2 separate regions of the Homo sapiens genome follow, and region 2 is linked to region 1. A link is a loop called in an ENCODE intact Hi-C map of the cell type or tissue named here. Cell type or tissue: PC-9. All regions are shown on one strand. Links, peaks and the distances in the headings refer to the core of each region. The heading gives the core; the rest is flanking DNA. Region 1 overlaps LOC105373899 (a long non-coding RNA gene). Region 2 overlaps LOC105373897 (a long non-coding RNA gene).

Evidence for each region. Peaks named below come from ENCODE experiments on the same cell type or tissue, not always from the same donor. Only the 100,000 strongest peaks of a DNase experiment are listed, where the experiment ranks them.
Region 2: it touches region 1 in a loop (2.1-fold over the local background); 6 of 110 quality-filtered maps call a loop at or near these places.

The regions. Positions count from the first base shown.
Region 1 is chr2:221,712,198-221,720,544 of GRCh38, forward strand. All of the region lies in intron 5 of LOC105373899 (a long non-coding RNA gene), which reads left to right. Among named protein-coding and RNA genes, the nearest start is that of EPHA4, 140 kb to the left of the region's middle. In PC-9, for the core only: no CTCF peak of the experiment used is centred there; a DNase peak (open chromatin) is centred at 4,424; H3K4me3 peaks cover 634 bases; H3K27ac peaks cover 924 bases.
Region 2 is chr2:221,580,160-221,588,506 of GRCh38, forward strand. LOC105373897 (a long non-coding RNA gene) reads right to left here. Exons shown (of 3, transcript XR_923939.2): 2 at 7,806-7,851; 3 at 7,252-7,328. Among named protein-coding and RNA genes, the nearest start is that of EPHA4, 12 kb to the left of the region's middle. In PC-9, for the core only: no CTCF peak of the experiment used is centred there; no DNase peak of the experiment used is centred there.

The DNA of each region.
Region 1 (8,347 bases), core at 157-8,156:
TGAGCTCAGCAAATGGGTATAGTAATAGGAAGCAAGGTGGACTGATATATGGAAGTTTTTCCAATGCTTTAGCACTGCATGGCTACCCTCCTCCCACTACAACCATGCAAACACCCAATTAATTAATTTAAAATTTAGAAATGGAAAAAAGAAGGAAGAGGAATCATGATAATGTTTAGGAAGAAATGTCAACCTAGCAAGCAAGGTTTGGAACTGGGTTTAATCTGATTTTAAAGAAGTAAATCAAGGTGCTATTTCTTGTTTAACCACGCGTGTGAAGTATGATTCATACTTGATGAAACATCTATTGAGTGACGATTTAAAGATGAAATCAAATCATGTCATCCTCATCCTCCCCCCACCCACACACATACACCTTTCCCAACTCAAAACTTTCTAATGGCTTCCAAATCCTCTTAGAATAAAATGCAAATTCCTTTCCACGAGCTACAACACTCTGTACTCTACATTTGCACCATCCAGGATGGAAGCCGCTGACCACATGTGGCAACTAAGCACATGAAATGTGGCTGGTCTGAATTGAGATGTGCTGTAAGTGGAAAATGTACACCAAGTTTCAAAGATTTAGTGTCCCCCACCTCAATGCCCCCCAAAAAAAGAATATACATGTCAGGTAACATTTTTATAGTGATTGTGTGCTGAAATGATCTTTTGAATATATTGAGTTAAATTAAGCTCACTGCTTATTTCTTTTTTCTTTTAATGTAGCCACTAGAAAATTTAACATCACATGTATAGCTTGCATTTTACTGCATATAACTTTGCATTTTACATTTTCCAGCAGTACTGTTCCCCAGAACTGCCCTAACCAGACCTCACCTCACACCTCTCCCTTCTCACTCAGTGTCCCAACCTCACAGCACTCTGAGGTCCTCCAGGCAACAGAGTTCATGTTGACTTGAGAAGGCATGGTGCATCCGTAGTTGTCTCTCTCTGGAAGCTCTTCCCATTAGATAACTGCTTGGCTTCCTTCCTCATTTCATTCAGCTAAAACTACACTCAAATATCACCTTGCCAGAGAGGCATTCCCTTACCACCCTATCTAAGTCCACTTCCCTTCTTCTTTCTTCCCTTGACCTGCTTTACGTTGTTCACGTGGCATCAGATTACCCATTTGTTCATTGCCTGTCCAGCCCCACTTGGTCTCAAGTGGCACATCTGTTTCCTTCACTGACACGCCCTCAATAACTAGGAAAGTATCTGGCATATAGCAGGTACATGATAAATATTTATTGAGTGATTGGATTCGTTATTTAAAGTGACACTGGCATTAAACCAGTGATTTTGCGGAGAGCTTTGAATTTTTTTATATTTAATTCTGTTTGTCCTTAAGTAAATTTTTATAGTCTGTCCATAAGTAAAACCTAATTCTATACAAGAGAAAATAAAAATTTAGAAAAGTTAATAAAAATAACATAGTATGTCCCAAACCCTTTATATAGATGTGTTTACTTGATCCTAAGTGGTGAGCACTGTTATTGTCCTTTATTTTTTACAGGAGAGGAAACTGAGGCACGGGTAGTCAAGTAACTTGCCTAAGGTCATACAGTCAGTTAGTGGTAGAGCTGGAAGGTAGAGCTAGGAGAGTCTGACCCCAAAAATCAAGTTTTCTTGTTTCTGGGCCAGGTCCACACATTAGTGAGTGCAAAGAAGGTTTGGACCAGGTTTGACTTTTGTGACTCTTCTCAACTCCCCCAATAATGCCTTTACCAAGTCATCTATTCTCAATCAGAAAGGATCACCTCCTGGCACTTCTGATAATACTTACCTCCCTCCTGTACTCTATTTCCACCATACAAATTCACTTTCTAAAGAAACTGAAGACCCTGTTAGGATCTTCAAAATATGCTTGGTTTCCAGTACTTCCTCTTCCTCTTCAAAGAACACCACTAATGTGCTCAGTTCTCCAGAACTAAAGTCTCACTGGCATTTCTGTCTTGTTCCTCTCACTTGTTGCTCCTACCCAGACAATTCTCCCTCCCCAGTGTTTTGCTTTTCTTCTTTTCTTTCAAGTCCTATTGCTGGCGACCTGGTTCAAGACTTTATCAATGCAGGCCTGGACAGTGGGAATAAACTGTTAATAGTTTTGCTTGTTGTCATTGTCTATTCTTCCAACTCATGCTGATGAATGATGGCAATTTATTTTTAATATAAAATTTCAATCCATTACTGTCTTTCTTGAAAGTTTGGAACCTGCTCCCCATTGCCTGAAGGATATAGTTCTTTGAAGTTCTTTCAGTGTCATTCAATGCCATCCCTAATTAGGGCTAACCTATTTTTCAAGCCTTATCTCCCACCACCACATCTGACCTTCTGCTGCAATCAGGTTGTTTTACTGGTTGTCAGAAAAACATCCTTTGTATGTTCCCACCTTTGCACTATTACACTTTGCATCCTCAGCTGGATGTCCCTTTTACATCTCTTACTACATCCTAACTCATATCAAATTCTTCTGTAAAGCCTTTTCTGGGCATCATAGTCTGAAATGTTATTGTTCCCCAAGACTCCTATATCAAGTAATGTTTGTGTAATTAACTCATGAAATAGCTCCTTATATTACACTGAGATTCCTTGCAATATAGTATTAATTCCTGCTCAATTGCCAAATATCTTCTCTGGTGCTACACATCTACTAAAGGCTCCAATAAAAAATAATTTAGAAATTATGTATGTTAATAGAGATAATCTAATACTAGAAGAATTTTGGAATCAAAGACTGCATTTTAAGTCAGAGAAATGAGCTACAAAATTTGGTAGACTTCCCATAGACTATTCTTCAACCAGCAGTCTTTTATGCAAATGAAATGACTGAAAGCTGAATCTTACAACATTTTATTTACTTGCAGAAGCAGAGGAGAATTTAGAAATCAACGTAGCCAACTGCCTAATTTCACAGGAGAAAATAAGTAAAGCTCAGACTACTAAAAGCCATTGGCAAATTCTGAATTTGTATGAAGATCTGAATTTAAGAGTATCCCATATTCTACCTTAAGCCTCTAATCTGGAGGGAAGAAATACTACCGCATCTAACTGATATTTGATGAGTAATCTTAATTTAACTTTAATATTTTTATATACATATTCTGTTTTAAACTTTTGAATGTAATCCTACAGCATTAATCATTTGCAGTCAGTTTGCAGTTTACAATGAATTTACACGTATATTATCTAACGTGATGCTCACAACTACCCTGGGATGTTGGTGTCAACAAGTCTCAAGGCAAAAGTGAGACAGGCTGGGGGAACGTAGACACATCAGATGTAGCTGTCTAGGAATTCCTTGTCTTGACAAATTTGTCTCCTTACAATCCCTTGGTCAATAAATAAATCAAGTGTCTATTTTTCTGGAGATATATAAATATCTTCCCTCAGGGGTTGGAAAGAAAATAGCCATGCCTCGTGACAATTTATGCATGTGAAATGTCAAATCATGGTACTAAGGGCAGGAGAAGAGAGATTGGAGAGTGAGTGCTGGGACTCACTGTAAGCTTCTTAGCAGAGAGGAGAGTTGAACGGGACTGTGGAGTCCCAGCAGGATTTACATAACAATGATGCCAAAATCACACAAGTGCGTTCATTCTTATTTTTATATACAACCTACAGTTTTATGAAGTACAACTATGCATCATCCCACTTAATCTTTTCGAGTTCCTTAACCTTTTAAATGGACAGTTGTCTTGTGGTTTAGAGAACCAGTGTAATCTTTGAGTAAGTATTACCCATTCCCTGGAAATTTTTCTTGGATGCTAGCTCCCTCTATTAAGGTGAAAATTAAATTCTTGAGAAGTAGGGCGTGGGTTGGGGGAGGGAAAAAAAGGGATTCCATTGTGCAATGTAGTTCAGAGTCCCTTGTCTCTACTTTGTCATTCTAATGAGGCAACTGGCTTCTACAGGCAGTAGGTTTAAGCGATGTGGAGTTGAACTGTGCTAATTGTATATTAAACCAGTGTTAAATTACCAAAGTGCTGAGTCAACAATCAGAAATAGGTTCCTCCATTTTTTATCAGCATGAAACTTCTCTTGTCACTGGATAGAAATATCAGTATAAGGTGGCATTCCATGGGTCAATTCCATGACTTGGGTGTTTGTAAAAACTTCAAAAAGTTTATTGCAGAAGTAAGTATCCCTTCTCAAGCTGGAGGAGCTTCAGACTAGTCTGAAAATAGTTATATCCCATTTTTCACATTTGCTAGCTACAGGTTTTAGAACCTCACAATGTCAATGGAGTGTTAAAGAAAAAAAGTAGCAGGCTCTTTTTATTATATCTTAATTTTCCATGCTGAGCTTTTCGTAGAAATTCTATATTATCTTCGACCTTTATACTTCAATCTGACCCACAGGCTCTATGCACTTTCCTCCCCCACATTTCTGGAGCTGCTCCTGTTGACACAGCTATTAAATGACTAACTGGAACCAGTTAGTCATAAAAACTAGGGCTGGTTTCTATGGTTGCAGAATGAAAGATACGTTTTCTATTGTATTTTCAAGCACAATGTGGACAGCCAAGACTATTGGGGAAATGCTAAATCTAGATATAGAGCCAGAAATTGAGAATCAGTTAGGAATCAGAACCAGAAACCTAGACCTGAACAGATATGAGAATGGATTAGGTATCTGGTGGGCAGGCAGCCTGAGCTGGCGTGGATGTTTTGGAACTAACGGTTAGCACAGGGTCCAGCATGGAGAATAAGCTCAGGTACTTGCACTGGTGATGGACACATTAGCCAGGTTTGCAAGTGAGGCCTTGAATGCAAAATGAACACATCTCTGTCAGTTGATCCTTGGAAAATTCTCATGAAAAAGTTGGTTCGTGGTCACAGGAGGAATGAGTGGAAAAGAGAGGACAGACAATGAGCGAGATTACATCACTCACTCAATTTGTGCACGAGAAAAGCATTCTTTACCCTCACTGTAAAGTGGTTTCACTTCCAGCCTAAATTCCACCACATAGGTGTAGATTAATAGTGGTGACCCATCATGTTCAGAGAAACATCAGCTGTCTGGCCAGTCTTCGGTCACTCCATGTCAGGATGTCCCAACCAGTTAGTGGTATTTCCAGAATGCGGTGCCAATGGGAACTTTAAGGATCATACCACTTAGCATGTAGGAACAGTCATTTACCAAACAGGATATCAGTGCTTTGTAAGAGCTAGTGGAACTTCCCAAGTGCCTCACCTAGTTACACTGAAGTGATAGAGTGTCCTGTCCTTCCTTATAATTGATATGTTTAGATTATGATGTGCCCAGGACACCAAAACCCTACCGCCATCACTCCAATCATAGTTCGACTTCATTATTAGCATGGCTTTAAGACAAATGGAAGGAGATGGAATAATTAAGAAACGTTGTTGGACATGTTTAGGATTACTGTAAAATAACTAACAGATTTATATAATCTCAACAGTGTTAGGATTTTTATTACAAAAAAAGAGCAAATCATTTGGAAACAATACTATATAAATATAGAGAATTTTTTTATTATTCCATTTCTCATGCCTCAAATGCACGAAAAATACCCTTTAAGGTCAAACTATTGATTTAAGTTATAATTTAGTTCTAAAACCTCAGGGAGTTGTTTTTCGAGCAAGAAAAATCACAATGTTTCTCATTGCCCTTCTTGGTACACGAGCCAAATGAACTGAACACACACTGTGCACAAAGACTTGTGCTCAGAAGGCCCTTTCCCTCGTCTGGAAGCAAAGAAATAACCATAAATGAGAAAAGTATGACATTCATGGTAAGAAGCAGTACACAGGGCATGACTAAACCATGGTAGTTTCAGGGGATGGAGGCATAGGAAGATAGTTATGGAATGTCTATGCCATGTTGCTGCCATCTATGTGGCACCTAAAACTGATATATACACACTCTGCTTTGGACCACAGAAATGTCAGAGATAAAAAGGTCACAAGCTGTCCTTAACTATGAACAGCTGACCACAGATATGTCTGTTTCTCAGAATGTTGGTGTCCTCCACCAAAGCCTCTTTGTGTTTGTATTTTATGTCTGTCCTCCTGAAGGACCCAAGCACTTATTCTGTTCTCAAAGTGCCGCTGATTCTGTTCTTCACCCCTGCTATTGCAGTATATATGCAGCTATATGCAGTAGCCTGGGTGGCTACTGTCATACTTGGACTTTGTAAGAAAAGGAACTGTTATTTGCTGAGGGCCATCTAGGGAGACTATAGTGCACAGATTAGAGTAAATGGGTTAAAATCAAATGTTTATAGTCAAACTGATTTACTCAAAATCCCTGTTCCTCCATTTCTAACCTAGGGGACTTTGGGCAAGTTGCTTAATGCCTGTGTGTCTCTGCATTCTCATATGTAAAATGAAAACACGAATAGCATCTACCTCACAGGATCACTGTGAATATTGAATGAGGGGCTGCATTTATCAGGCTTAGTCTGGAATACATTGGATGATCATTCAAAAATAGCTATTATTCATTTTCTCTTTGTGAAAAAATGTGCTTGGAAGCCCCAGTCTTCAACCTAGAAATGAACTCACAGAAAATAGACTGTTTGCTGCTCCCATTAACTCATCATTTACATTAGGTATTTCTCCTAATGCTATCCCTCCCCCATCCCCCCACTCCATGATAGGCCCCAGTGTGTGATGTTCCCCACCCTGTGTTCAAGTGTTCTTGTTCAATTCCCATGGCACTGCACACGTATGCATATGTAACAAATCTGCATGTTTTGCACATGTACTGTAGAACTTAAAGTATAATTTAAAAAAGAAAATAGACCATTTTTGGTTGAAGAACAGAAAACCCTGAAAGCTGTATCTGAGAACCTGCATATACAAGCAGACAATGGCCAGATAACATATAAAAATAAAACTCTGACCTACAACCAGCAGCGATACAGCCCAGGAAGGCAACCTATCTACAGAAATGAATCTAAAAAAACAAACTACTATCTGCATCAACCAGCCCGGGAAACTGAACAATAACCCCTGTAGCAATCAGCTCCAAACAGCCAAAACTTAAATAATAATTGACAGCTTCTTTAATTTTTGCCCCAGCTTCCAATTTAGGACCAACTGGAAAAAATTGAATCCATATTCCCACCCAATCACATAAGATGCCCCACTTCTAGTTAGACCATCTACCGCTTCCCCATGCCAACAACCTCCAATCAGGGCACACCTGAAGCCCTCCCTTTTCTCCACTGCAATGCTTTCTCATTCTTCTGCCTGCCTGTGAGTCTCTACCAAATGCAAGTCTTGATGGTTTTCTCTTTGTGACAGCAAGCTCTGAATGATAGTCTTTGCTTGTTCTCATTTGGACAGGCTTCATTTATTTCCACACACCTCTCAAACCACAAAGCTAGGCTGTTACAGCAATGGGAGCAAGGACTCAATCTGCTCTTGGCTAACCATTATAACACCAGCACCTAACACAATGTCTGGTTCATAGAGACAGAATGAATAAATAAAAATTTCCCTTTTCTGTCAGACCAGCTTTAGCACACTAGTGAAGGAAATGGAAACTGTGACAAAAGAGAGATTTTTCTTGAGAGAAGAGGTCAGGTAGGTAAGAGATCTTGGGTAAGGTTCAGCTCTTCCACTGTTTGTGCAATCTTGCTTGGATCACCATTCTGGAAGCCATGCAGGCCTCTTCTCCACAATATTCACAATATTAGGACAACCGTAATGCTCACTTACAAGGTGTTTTTGAGGATTTAATAGGATCCTGTGAGTGAAAATAGGGAATGAAGGCGAACTATTTTCTTTGTATGTCCTACTGCTCTGTTTATATTCTTTACTACTATACACAACTTTTAAAATATGGAACATTAAAAAAAAAACAAGAAAAAACTTTGTTACAGTTTTATACACACATTGAGTATTACATTTTAAAAGAAATATGAAATAATTATACTTTTTCACATTTTTAAAATATTCTGTTGGACATATTTTATTGTTTCAACAATAAACAACAGTAAAATTACTGAAATGGACTTTTGACACATAAAGGGTAGAATCCTCTAAGTTGGATTTTAACATGATTTTTAACTTAGTACACACATATGTTGAACTTTTATTTGCAAGGTGTTATGTTAGGTATGCGGAAGTTTATAAAGATGTGCAAGAGATTGTCCCCTGCTTTCAGAGACTGGTCCATAGAGGGAAATTTTAAAAATCCTTCTCAACTAAAATTTAATGTTGAATAAGGAAAATGACAACTGATGTGTCCATGGATGCAAAGTGAAGAAAGGGTGCTTCTTATTGAACTAAGTAAGAAAGACAACATGCAGGAGGGACATCTGCCTTCGTGTGAGAAGCTGCTTGAGGATTTTAATAAAAATAAGAGAAAGATA
Region 2 (8,347 bases), core at 303-8,302, 130 kb before region 1:
TCCCCTTTCTCTCCTACAGCTCTGATTTAAAATAAATTGGAACCAAAACATACCCAGGTGATTATGAGAGCGATTCCAACATACTTTAAGAGTAAGGTCCCACAGCTGCAACTTCAACTTGCCTATTTATATTACATTAGACACCCATCAGAGGTGATTGAACATTGGCAGAAAATTAATCAACTCTGTTCCATTAAATGGTCAGTTTGCTGCAGCTCAGGAAAGCTGGCCCCATTTCCTTCGTGTCTCATTATGTTCTCATCTGAAACTTGTATAGTTTTCATTCGGATTGTTGCAATTTAAAATACTCTGATAAATGCCTAGTTGTGTCCGTATTATTTACGGATCACCCTGGTTAAGATACTGAGTGAACTAAATTTGCAATGCAGAAATCATTGCACAGGTAGAAATCATAATGAATTGCAAAAGTAGTGAGGATCTTCAGGGTGCTTTGGGTCTTCCCACCTCTAGCTTTCTTTAGCAATACACTTCTTTTGGCACTTTACAATATGTGTATGTATGTGTAATAGATAGCCATCTATTTATAAACTAGGGTACTTGTTTTAAAAACCTGATTTAGATTAAGAATAAGATTAGCTGGCTTTAAAGCTCTTATACATAAGTACCTCACATGGTTAACAATCACTGTGGGCTAGCTCTAAGTCTGGAATAATCTGTGATTTAGAACCTTCCTCTTGCTGTATTCTGACTTAATCTGCTCAGTTCTTTGCTTTTTCCATGTCCACCTACACACCACTGTCCATTTTCCTGCAACCTTTTTGCTGTCAGTCAAGTGACAGCCTTGGATAGAATCTTTGTGTGCCAAGACCTCCTGAGGCCCAGCACCACATTTAGATGGAAAAAGCGAGGGGTGGCAGAAACACAAGGGATTCTTCAAACGCTGGGGGTGGGAGACTATTAGTGGGAGGTTTTTGGTGTATAGCTCCTTCAGAAACTGCTTTCTCAAACACACACAAAAATGCAAACACATATACCAAACCCCCACATCTGCAGCCTAGCACCAGTGTAATGTAAAATCATCCTGGAAGTCAACCATTCCAAGACTTGTTGAGGCAAAGAATAAAGCACCCTTGCTGTACTTTAACAGGGGTTGGAGCCCAAGAATAGCCCTAGTTTCTATCCTAATGTGAGTGATCCGATGTGTCTAGATTTCCCTTTCTTGGATTGACTGACTCTTAGCTGACCTGTAAGTACTAACATCTCTTCCTAAAATTACTTGGGAACATTTGTTTTTGCTAATTGGAGAGAAGCAGGAGGAATGTTCTGCTTATTACTTTGTACAGGTTTCACCCTGTATAATTTAATGTCTTAATATTGAAGGGAGGTTGCATCTTATAATACGAAGCCACACTTTTAAGACCTTTCTATTTGTAACAGTGCATTACTTCCCTGAAAAGTCAGATAGGTCATTAATACAAATTAGGTTTTGATCTCTAGAAAAAGAGCCTGAATTGAGGCATAGGCCTTATTTTTATTACTTTGTTTTTAGTTGGTGCCATCTGCATTCTGATTATAGAGTCTCTTAAATTTGACTTCATATTCCTGATCAGCTAAAGTTACAGGATCTTTATACAAAATGTTCCAAGTTTTTTCACTAAAACTACCAGCAACCTGATATTCTCTAAAAATAAAGAGATTATTTTCACCTTGTCATTAGAAATAAAATATATTTGCTTCTGTCTCAATTAAGGCACATGTCACCTGAAATATGTAATACGTTATAAGATAATAATATACTAAAATGAACTTTTTACATTAGCCATACTCAAGTTTTACTTTTCTTGTGTTTCTATTTCTGGGTTTCTTTTATTGGAGATAAGAAGGTATGAAAGTAAAAACTGTGAATGATATAAATTTGAATATTATGGTTTATCTACCTATATAAATTGTCTGTTTTGCCGTCTGTCTCTTACAACAATTGAGTTTCTCATCTAGCAAGGCAAAAGGCAAGCAGCAGTAGTTATTCAGGGGCAAGAGTATAACCAATAAACCTGAGCAAATAACTTTATAACCCTGGAGCTTATTTGAGATGTTAACACAGATGCTTGGCAAATCCATGGGGAATGTTTGGCAAATGTTTGATTCACCAATGCCTTAAACTTGTTAAGCATAAAGCTAATAATTACCAAGAAAATAATTTTGTGATTTTTTTTCTGAACATAATCTCTAAAAACAGTGCTTCTTTTTAATACTTAGTATAAAAATAGAAAAGGCTATGAAATGCAAAGAAGGCAAGAAGGCTGGGAAATTATGTGCACACACACACACACACACACACGACTGAAGTGTGGCAAAGATAAAGCTTTTAACATTTAAAATTAAAGCCATATTATTGATTACTCAGTTTACACAGATTCTTTTTCAAAGATAATTTACATATTTATAATTCTGTAATATGTTTTGCTATTCGTATTCTGATAAAACACATGCAGAATTTAAATCTAGTATCATTTAGTGTTCAACTTTTTTGACGGTTGATTAATTTTCAAAATGATGAAATTGTTGAGAATAAATGAAATAGTACTCGGAATTAGTATTTTAAAGCTCTGGAAACTCCCAATAAATTATACTTGGTTATGGATAGATATTGGCTTTTAGTAAGTTGTCTTCTTTAGTAAGATAAAGCCAAGAATAATATTGGTCTTTAGAATTCAATTTGGGTTGGTTTGGTGTATTTCAATACAAAGTGTACCCGGAGATTATCTGTACAAATATCACACATGTGCACACACAGGCACAAACTCACACAAACCCAGAAATACTCTGCAAGCCACAGAGGTTCATTATTTCCAAAGAATATGCCTGCTAAGTAATACTTCTTAGCTTCTAACTCAGAATAAAAGCAATTTATATAAAGGAGGGGGAAGGATGTTGGTTATTAAAGAAAAAATAGACTTAATTAAAGTCAGCACCTGTATACAATTGCCTCTTTAAGCCTCAAGATAAGTTATTGATTTTCTTTTTTAAATCCATATTATTAAATTTCTCTTTAATTCTTTCTTTACCGTGGAATACATATATTTTTTTTCAATGTATGTTCAGTGTATTTCATTTGGGAAATAATAATCATAAAAATAAGTTTCTGAATGTATACAGTATAGAGGGATATTTCCCTATATATATTTTCATAAATGATTAGTCTGTAACTAATCCATGAAATAAAATTAAAGTAGCTGATGGTGAAAAATTTCCCAAAACTTTGGGAGGTTTACTTTTTTTCTGTGCTCACATAGAATTTGCATTGACTTTCTTTATGGGGTCCAATCATTATAGCCATTGAAGGAACAAATTTAGATTTTCATGAAGTTACTTGCTTGCTGCCACACGAAAGTGAATGGACTTGTGTTATATCATATTGGACAAATGTGCCCACTTCTGTAAACAGGATATCTCATTACATTTCCTATTGTCTCTGCAGTCAACTTTGGGTTTCAGGAGCTTGAGGACTGTTTTCCAAAGCTGCAGACATTTGCTGCTGCTTCTAGCTGGTTATTTGCCCCCAACAAAGAGAGGAAAGGCATAAATCCCCAAACAAACACAAATAGCTTAGCTGATTGTTAGCAACTGTGCTTAAAAGTTTGATGGTTTTGAATAGCCAATTGGTGGTTAAAATGAGGTTTAGAGAAGCTAGGGCTATTCCATTTTTACCTTTGTTCTCACTTTTTCCAGGAATCAAAGATAATTTAAAATTGGCTGAACTTTAAAAATATTCTCAGAATTAAGCATTATCTAAAAATTGATTTCTTCTTGGATATGGCATAGAAGACTCACACACAGATGTAATGTTGGCGGTTTTGACCATTTGAGAGTAGCCTTGATTGCCCATGACATGTGATTTGTAACTTTATTGAGACTCACATTTGATTTCAGTGCTTTAAGGCCAAAATAGGGGAGGCAATCATTTGGAAGACCCTCATTGATCATTTGAATTCAGCTCTTCTCAGCTCTCATGTTCTCTGCTTCTCATCTCGCACACAGTAATTCTCTTTACTTTTATTACATTCTAGGAGGGAAATGTATGTCTACATGAGAGTTTCAGTTTCTTCATCTCTAAAATGGGGCTAACAATAGTGACTAACTCAGGACTGTTTTAAGAACTAAGTGAGACACTCTATATAAAGTCATAAACAGAGTGCTTGACACAAAATAATTGGTTGCTGTTAATATTTTTGCACCTTAATTTGTGATTCAATGGGTGAAGTCACAGGTAATTACAGTAAATCGTTAAAAAAAAGAACCATACATTTTTATTATTTAATATAATTGAAAGTTTTTTAAAAGAGTCTCACAAGTACTTTTCTACTGAAGAGTACTGTTCCCATTTGTCATTAGTCTTTTTTCTTTGTTCTTTTATTATAAATTGACAATTTATAATTGTATATATTTATGGGGTACAAAGTGATGTTATGACTTATGAATACAATGTGGAATAATTAAGTTAAGTTAATTAACATATCTATCAGCTCAAATGCTTATCATTTTTTGGGATGAAAACATTTGAAATTTACTCTTGTCGTAATTTCAAAATGTGCAATACATTATTATTAATTATATTAACCATGCTATGCAATCAATTAAAGAAAACACTTATTCCTCCTGTCTAACTGAGATTTTGTACCCTTTGTCAAGCACTTTCTTTTCTTTTTTTTTTTTTGATACAGAGTCTTGCTCTGTCACCCAGGCTGGAGTGCAGTGGCACGATCTTAGATCACTGCAACCTCTGGCTCCCAGGTTCAAGCGATTCCCCTGCCTCAACCTCCAGAGTAGCTGGGATCTCAGGCACACACTACCACACCTGGCTAATTTTTGTATTTTTAGTAGAGACGGGGTTTTACCATGTTGGCCAGGCTGGTCTCGATCTCCTGGCCTCAAGTGATCCACCTGCCTTGGCCTCCTAAAGTGCTGTGATTACAGGCGTGAGCCACCGCGCCTGGTCTCAACATTTTCTCATTCTCTCCACCCCCCAGGCTCTGTAACCATCATGCTACCCTTTGCTTCTATGAGTTTGATTGTTTTAGATTCCACCTATGAATGAAAATATTCAGTATTTGTTTTTCTGTGCCTGGCTTATTTTACTTAGCATAATGTTCTCCAATTCCACCCACAATGTTGCAAATGACAGAATTTCCTTCTTTTTAAGGGCTGAATAGTATTTCATTCTGAATACATGCCACATTTTCTTTATCCATTCATCTATTGATGGACACTTAGGTTGATTCCATAACTTGGGTATTGTGAATAATGTTGCAATGAAGATAGGAGTGCAGACATACTGATTTCAAACCTTTTGGATAAATACCCAGAAGTGGGATTTCTGGATAACATGGTAATTCTAATTGCAGTTTGTGAGGAACTTCCATACGGTTTTCTATAATGGCTATACTAATTTATATTCCCACCAACAGTGTAAAAAGGTTCCATCTTCTCAACATTGTTATTAGTCTTACCAGAGACGGCTGCAATGTTAGTCCATCGGGAATCATCTCCTTCCCATGCACTGTCTCTTTCAGAGATTAATTTGTTTTTATATTTAGTATTTTATGTTAGACTTTACCTGTTGCAGAATGCATGGGTGTATGTGTGTACATGTGTGCAAGCTGTCTCTTTGCCTGGCTATCAGCGTGAGCCACAGCTTCTTTTCACATCTTTTCACATCTGAAATTTACATTGAAATACAGACATCAGTCAAAATTGCTCTCTTCCAAAGACAATACAATCTTAATTAACAGAAAGTGTATTATGCTTAAAATATAACAAAGCAGAACATGGAAATCAAACAAGTTAGCTCAGGGTACTACAAAAGCATGTTAAATAATGAAAGGAATACCACATTAGAAGGCAAGAGCCCTAGATTCTGTATTGTTTGATGTTGGACAAGTAGATGCATCTCTTTAAGCCTAATGTTCTAATCTAGATCATCTTGATTGTCCCTTTCAACTCTAATAAAATAACATAATCTTAGCTCTATCAATTTCCACATATTTTCCTTGGGGAAGAATCAAGTTTCAAATTCAATCACTTCAAGGTAATTTTCTACTATTTATAAAGAAAGTAAAAATTGAACCAGGTCATATGCAACTTGATGTTTTTGTATGTAAATCCCTTATTTTCTGTAAAAATTCTATAAGGAGAATAGCTGAATCCTATTTTATATTTTATATAAAAAGGTCTGTTTTCTAAAATTACTTGTTTAAAAACTCAAATTTATTAAAAAACACAGACTACTCTGTGTATGTAACTTTTATTGTAATGTTAACCTTTATTATGTTTATGAATGCAAGCTATGGATTCATAGCTCTCACAGCTAGAGGGTCTTCATAAATAAAGCAACCCACTCAGATCTGCATGTTTCAGATAGCAAGGCAATAAGCAAACCAACAGATGGATGCATTTTTAACTAGTCAGCCCATTGCTATCTTTTGGTAAGAAAATTCTCTTGCAGGTTGTAACAAAATCTTTCACTGGGTGGAAAAAGAAGTACAATCTCAGAATCACATGTTTTCTAAGAGAATTATATATTTCAGTACTTTGATAACCTATTCAGATTTTGTATAGTGATAAATTAAACTAAATGATTGGTGTAAAAACAAATCAAGCAAAATAATTTAAGGTTATTGTAAATTTGAGAGACGAATAAAATTGCCGTCAGTATCTAGTTTCTTTTTTGTTTTAACTGAGTTGAGTAAGCCAGTATGATCCAATTCAATTCAAGGCTGTTTTTGAAATATTGTGAGAAAAGAATCTACAATATTATGCTTCAATTTTTAATTTGTATTATACTGACAAATAAGTTCGGAAAAAGATGCTCTTTGCTTTGGAAAAACTGCTATAAAAGTGAGAAGATAATATTTATCAAAAGAAGCCAGATGCAAAACTGTGAAAGGTTTTCAGAGATTATATTGGGTAGTTCCCAATATTAAATGAATATCTTTTCCTAAAAAGAAAAAAAATAGGCTATCAGATTATCTCTTCATATGCACAGAGAAAAGGGAATGGATAAATAAAGTAATTATTTTGATAATCCAGGCACTTAAAACTTTTCTCTGAAATATCCACATGATTGATATGATAATTTTGACTGAATTAGTCAAATTGCTCTTTCACAGTTTGCCTTCTCATTACAGGAGTAGATACAATCTAAGTGTGGCTGTAACATTTATAAATGCAGAACACTAAACGCATAGCTTACAGTACCTTTCAAGATTCAACCGATTATATACAATCACTTACCTTATGGCAACATAGGTAGTCACAATTTATCATCCTCTTCTTCAAAAGCACATACTTAGGACTTTTCCTCTGGAACCCTGTAGCAGTGCCATAGAAAACATTTCAATGTATGACACTCGACCATTCTGACCACTCAGTTATTGCCAACTACTGTGGCATATACATATATGAAATATAGGTAGCAGAGCAAACCCTGAGCAAATAATTAAATGAATAATGTTTTCCACGATAATTAGTCCATTTTATAAAATGTGTTAATATCAAAATAGTATATACTTCTGCAGAAGCTACAAAAATGCCATCAGTCCTAAATTGAAAGTTTAATGGGATGTTTCTATCGCAAATCTGATAACAATTTGCTAAAATTTTTATTTAATACGACTACATTTTTATTTTTTTTAAGTTGGAAATACAGACTAGAGGGGAGAAACAGTTATACAAAGGCTCCAAATGATCTATTAATATCAGTAAACTCACTGTAAGAAACTGAAAGTGCCTCCTGGAATCTATTTTCATCACCTTGATGAAAATTATGTATATAAAACTAGATTTACCTTTTGTCTTCAGAAAATGGAGGAGGAACAGATTTGTTGATTATGGCTAGAAAGATGAGAAAGATGCTTTAATGTTAATATTAAATGAGAGAAGGCAGAAGACCTATATAACTTAATTTTTCTTCTTTTTCACTGAGATGAAGAGATGGACTTTCTAACTGATAAGAAACAGGAAGGAGGCCGGGCGCAGTGGCTCATGCCTGTAATCCCAGCACTTTGGGAGGCTGAGGCGGACAGATCACAAGTTCGGGAGATTGAGGCCAGCCTGGCCAACATGGTGAAACCCCGTCTATACTAAAAATACAAAAATTAGCCGGGCGTGGTGATGGGTGCCTGTAATCCCAGCTACTCAGGAGGCTGAGGCAAGATAATCACTTGAACCTGGGAGGTGGAGGTTGCAGTGAGCTGAGATCGTGCTACTGCACTCCAGCCTGGGCAATAGAGCGAAACTCTGTCTCAAAAAAAAAAAAAAAGGAAACAGGAAGGAAAAAAGATCGAAAACTTAAGCAGTCAATAATCGGGTAGTGTGTTAGATGCCAGGC